Linked DNA regions of Homo sapiens: region 2 is linked to region 1. A link is a contact called in ENCODE Hi-C or POLR2A ChIA-PET data. All regions are on one chromosome and are shown on one strand. Each heading gives the region's core, a stretch centred on a gene start or an enhancer-like site at or near the end of the contact. The rest is flanking DNA. Distances are from core to core; before and after follow the strand shown.

Region 1 (2,813 bases), core at 248-2,747:
GTATCCTTGATGAGAATATATTTTGTGGAGTCATAGGGGCAAAAACATCAACCAAGGGATTCGGGAGAGAATAAGAGGAGAGATATTTGCAAGTTAGACAATTCTTACTAAAGCTTGGTTCAGAAATGAAGGAGAGAAATGGGACTCTAGCCCAAGGGGGTGGTGGCATCCAGAGAGATTTTTTATGGGATAAAAAATAGTAAGTTTGAACGCTGACAGGAAGGATCAAAGAGAGAGAAGAAATTGATGATGCAATAGGGATGGGAGAGTGTTAACAGCCAGTTCACCCATTGTACCAAGAATAAGGTCAGGGATACAGCTTGCATGCAGGTAGGTGAGCAGATAGAGTGAGGGAAGCTTGTGGACATTCTCTTTCAGTTACATTGATTTTCTCAATGAAACGGGAACCCAGGTCGTCAGTAAGAGTAAGCAAGTGGCAGGTGAAGAAGAAAGTATGACAGAGTCATCTAGGAGAGTTGGAGAATGAATGGAGCAAGGCGTGCAGCTTAGATGCTGGCTAGCAGTGACTGTTCTGAGCACTTTGTACTGGCTTTTCTACTAAAGCCTCACAACAGCCTATGAAGTAAGCCCTATTATTTGCCCCATCTACAGATAAGAATTGAAGCACAAAGTGGTCAAGAAACTTGTCCATAGTCCCACAGCAGGAAAGCCAGGATTTGACTACCAGTGATCTGTTTCCAGGGCCCAAATGCTTAAGCACTAGGTTAGGCTGACCCAGTTAAACATGAAAGCTTGTCACAGAACTGAACTAAATAGAATAGAATAAAGGTTGAATTAATGTGTGTGGTGCAACCACTCTGTGTCAAGCTCTGCACTAGATTCCTCTGCAAAAACCCTTTGAGTTGTGGTTATTATCAACCCCATTTTACTGATGAGGACATTAAGGTCTGGAAAGATTCAGTTGCTTGTTCAAAAGTTGAAGAGCTAGCAAATGGAAGCCCACACCATGTATACAGCCCACACACCCTGATTCTAAAGCCCACACCCTGTGTACAATGCCAAAGAACCCTTAGGATATGTGAGTGGGTCGACCTAGCTTAAGTTGCTTCATTAAGCCAAATACATCAAAACCCTCCCTACATCAGGCTGAGATCACTTGCAAACTTTATCCTGAGCACCTGGAGAGCTTGCGACATGGTCCTTACAGCAGGAAGAATTTAAAAGAAGATAACTTTGGGGGAATGCTTGTTGTTTTTCTGACCATTTTTGGATGCTTGATCCGTTAGGTGAGGAAGAGGAGAGCTTAGAGTTGAAGTAGATGATGGGAGTTTCGACATTTTCTTCTAATTAAAACTGTAATCTTTTATAACAGAAGCAACCATTCTGGTTTTTCAAGCATTTCCAAAAACCATTTTCTCAAGAAAGAGTGCTCATAATGTATCATCTTCACTGAACAGCCACCCACTTCCTCAAATGCAAGGAAGCAGACAGTTAAAAAAGAAACACACACACACACACACAAAACCAAGAGGCAGCAGTTGTTTATCACGACCTCAACTCAGTAAGGCCTGAGATTCTTTCGAAAAGGAGCTTTGCTTCCCATGACGCAGAGGGAAGTGTCAACTGGGATATTTCTGGTAAAACTGAAAGCAAGAAAAGCAGGGTGCTAGCCCCTGTGGGACTGAGGGTGGAGGCTGGGGGAGTTTGGGTGCCATCCTCCAGTGACAGATGGATGGACCTTTCATCTAAGAGAAAGGAGGAGACACGTTGGCAAATCAGCCTCAAGCCTAAGATTGCTTGTGAAGCAATCATAAGGAGGAACAAAAACAGACACAAAAACAGAGGGAAAGAGTGAAAAGACAAGAAGGGCGCAAACTGTGACAGACTCACCGCTTCACTAACTACTCACTTAAACTGGAAGCAAAATGTCCCTAAAATTGCCAAGGAACTGGGATTTCAACCTGAAAGTGGAGGCTGCGAAAATAGGTATGGTTGGTGTCTTTTCGTTGCCTCTGTGATTCTTACGTATACTCGAGCACCATTTGCATGTTGGTCTGCAGGGAGCATAGTCTACTTAAAAATGGATCTCGCAGCAAATCTGAGTTTGAGGGACCATTTGCATTTAAGTTGGCATGCCAGGTCCAAGTTCTAAAATGCTGGGAGGGGGTTCTCTTTCATTTGGACAAAACAGTGGGATGGCACTCCTTGGTGTGCAGGATCTGGGGTACTTCGGATGATTTAAGGCTACAGACTACACACAAAACTGTGAGTTTTTAGCATATTCCATTTCCTTCCTGTTTGGAAACTCATCCATATTTTGAATGGTTCTGAACAGGAGCACAAAGACTAGAGTCTTTTGAAGTGCTCAATCTGTAAGTAAATTCAATGGGTGTTCTGTTTTGTGAGCCCAGGAGTCAAGGTGTATTAAAAGGTAGTAGCAAAAGGTAGACAACAAAAACAAGACAGGAACATAAAAACGTACTAAAGTATAATAAAGACCTTACTTAATAAAAATATAATTAAAGGAACAGAATGGGAGGGAATTCTTAGATGAGTTGGAAAAGAGATGTATTTTTTATTATTTTAAGGGAGACTGGCATATTTTCTGAGATAGTCTGGCCTTTAATCCATACCCTGTCCTTCTAATGATGATAGTGATACATTAAGTTTAATCTATATATTCGTTATGAAGTTCTTTACATAGATTTCTTCTATTGCTAAATTGGTCACAGTAATTCACATCAGAGCAATCGGGCTGAAAACTATTGCCTACATTTATGTATCTCACCCATACATGAGATAACTTCCTTGATATTAGATATAGATAAGTATTAAGGTGTTTCTAACAGCTT
Region 2 (2,700 bases), core at 196-2,695, 55 kb after region 1:
CCGGGTACCCAGCAGCACTGGCTCATGCAGCACCACGAGTCTGCCTGGTTCTGGGAACTGATGGCAACAGCTATGCTGAAAGCATAAGTTAGACTGCATAAGTCAGCACATGAAAATAAAGCTACTGTCCAAAAGAGGGATGATCAGACTGGGGAAGGTTCAGGAATTGTGTCTGAAGTCTTGCAGGTGTACAGTGAGTTCAGCATTCAACACTTTTCTGGGTTTCACAACTCAAGAATTTGAGCTCTCTGGGAATCCTGGTGATGTTTCCACATTTGAGGAGGGTCCTGACTAAAGAAAACGGATGCAAAAACTATCTGAAATTAACAAACACGTGAATCTAGTAAGTTTCCCTGCCTTTATAAAAATATGAAAAAACCGACAGGTATGAGTTCTCAAGTTAACATTTTCCTTCAACTTTTTAGGAGCACGCCTACTTGTGTCAACTCCAGATAACCTTAAATATATAGTTATGTATTGACTGTGTGGCCTGTTATTTTGGAAATTATTTAGGGAGGCTTTCGTAGTTTGAATATTAAATATTTATTTCATTGGCCTACAGCTTCCTTCAGAAATTTCAAGAATATCACAATAATTTTGTGGAAAGTAAAGAAAAAATATTCCACCAGAGGCATTTTATGTTTATCTTTCATCTACTGTTTACATCTACACACTTTTTTCAGAATGGCTTAAGCATTTTCCCCAAGTTGCTATGGAATCTTTTTCTTTTTTTTTTTTCCGAGACGGAGTCTTGGTCTGTCGCCCAGGATGGAGTGCAGTGGCGTGATCTCGGCTCACTGCAAGCTCCACCTCCCAGGTTCACACCATTCTCCTGTCTCAGCCTCCTGAGTAGCTGGGACTACAGGCGCCTGCCACCATGCCTGGCTAATCTTTTTTTGTATTTTTTTTAGTAGAGACGGGGTTTCACCATGTTGGCCAGGATGGTCTCGATCTCCTGGCCTCGTGATCCACCCGCCTCGGCCTCCCAAAGTGCTGGGATTACAGGCGTGAGCCACCGTGCCCGGCCTGGAATCTTAATTGATACATTTCAGCATTTATTTGGTTACAAATAGAAATTGTATCCAATGATGTTAAACAACCAAGAAAGATTTGCTGGTTAGATACATTAGCTTCTCAAAGCAACCAAGAGCAGGAACTGCCAAGAGGTTTTATAAGAGTCTGGGACCAAGAAAGGGGACATTAGCATTGATTTTATCCTGTCTGTTTCTCTGGGAGCACATGACCTGCAGGTACATAATTAGGCCACATGCTGGAAAATCTTAGCTGTGACCATCCTTATTGCGCTGGATTATGAGATTGTGAGCCACCCTTTTCTGTTTTCTCCAGTCCAGTGCTTTAAGCTATCTGCATAGACAAGGGTAGTGGATGTTGCCTAATCATGCACCTGCTCTCTGAGTCAAAATGGTATCCGTGTACTTTCACTAGGTTCTGTGGCTACTGTGATGCTTGGCTGAGCCTTGCCGTAGTGAACTGCTGTACTCTGTCATGATACACATGGGGATTTCACCCTCACCGCACCCCGAGACCACCACCCTGAGAAGCAAGTCAAGCATGAGTCCTGTAGGCGGTGGAAAGTCCAGCGAAGGGGAAATCAGAGTGCAACAGCACTTATTTATTCAAAGAACAGTGTTGCCTCTGATACAGCATCTCAGATTATTATTATTATTATTATTTTGAGATGGAGTCTCACTCTGTCTCCCAGACTGGAGTGCACTGGCATGATCTCGGCTCACTGCAACCTCCGCTTCCAGGGTTTGAGCGATTCTCCTACCTCAGCCTTCTGAACAGCTGGGATTACAGGCATGTGCCACCACACCCAGCTAATTTTTGTATATTTAGTAAAGACAGGGTTTCACCTTGTTTTGGCCAGGCTGGTCTCGAACTCCTGACCTTAGGTGATCCACCACCTCGGCTTCCCAAAGTGCTGGGATTACAGGCATGAGCCACCGTGCCCAGCCACGTTTAAAGTTACTAACCAAAATCATAGATCCCGGAATGTGAGGGCATTTTTAAGACAGTATAGAGTCTCATTTGAGGCCACTGGACAAATCAGACATTTGTTCTTCCTATTTGTAAGTTAGGGAATGTTGGCCTTAAAGGGACAAATGACGTGTCCCGTGGGCCCAGGAGGTGAGGGGCAGGGCCAGGGCTCTTTTGCCACAGCACATTACCACTTGGAAAGAATCTCTAACGTGGGTTGACTAGATGGGAAAGACATGCCTCCCAAATATTGTGAAGTCACTGAGACATGTGGCTGCCACCTCTTTCTAGCCCTTTGTGAAACTTTCTTTTTCCAACCAGAGCCTGCCCCCTTCCCACCACCTTCACTACTACCACCCCAAAGGAGATGGAATCCTTTCTTGTCAAATTACAGCACTAACCTTGAAACTCATCTCCACACGTTCACCCCTGCCTTCTTACAGTCTGTTTTCGACAGAGCGGCCAGAGTGAGCCTGTTAAACCTGTCTTATCAAGATTCTTCTCAGCTCAACATTCTCTGATAGCTTCCTTTCTCACTCAGAGTAAAAGTCAAGGCTTTATAATGATCTTACAGTGCACAGTCTGCCCACCGCCTCCCCTCCCGCATTTCCCTTCTGACCTTCTCCCGTGCTCATTTCACTCTAGCTTCACCAGCCTCCTCAAACATCCTACCCGTGTTCCTGCCTCCAGGCCCTTGCA

Evidence for each region. A loop is a pair of places that touch in the nucleus more often than their neighbours do. ChIA-PET counts read pairs that join two places held with the same protein, here RNA polymerase II (POLR2A). Pooled maps may share reads with other maps.
Region 2: a loop to region 1 is called in a map of B cell, with 5 times the contacts of the local background. The contact joins the enhancer-like site here to the promoter of ARHGAP25 in region 1. A Hi-C loop is called at or near these places in 3 of 168 maps with a recorded cell type or tissue (B cell, CD14-positive monocyte and CD4-positive, alpha-beta memory T cell), 24 of 37 single-sample maps with no recorded cell type and 12 of 50 pooled maps. POLR2A ChIA-PET finds 5 or more read pairs at or near these places in 16 of 52 experiments (CD4-positive, alpha-beta T cell, CD4-positive, alpha-beta memory T cell, H1 and 10 more).

Annotation. Positions count from the first base shown.
Region 1 is chr2:68,733,314-68,736,126 of GRCh38, forward strand. It overlaps ARHGAP25 (Rho GTPase activating protein 25), which reads left to right and starts at 1,498. Exons shown (of 11, transcript NM_001007231.3): 1 at 1,498-1,947. The coding sequence starts at 1,887.
Region 2 is chr2:68,788,311-68,791,010 of GRCh38, forward strand. The region is part of intron 4 of ARHGAP25 (Rho GTPase activating protein 25); the gene reads left to right. Among named protein-coding and RNA genes, the nearest start is that of LINC01888, 42 kb to the right of the region's middle. RefSeq lists an enhancer at 1,565-1,624. Within about 2 kb of position 1,446, at least 4 of the 41 ENCODE cell types and tissues checked have a DNase peak (open chromatin) inside an H3K27ac peak, as active enhancers do; they include B cell and OCI-LY7, where a contact is called at or near this core.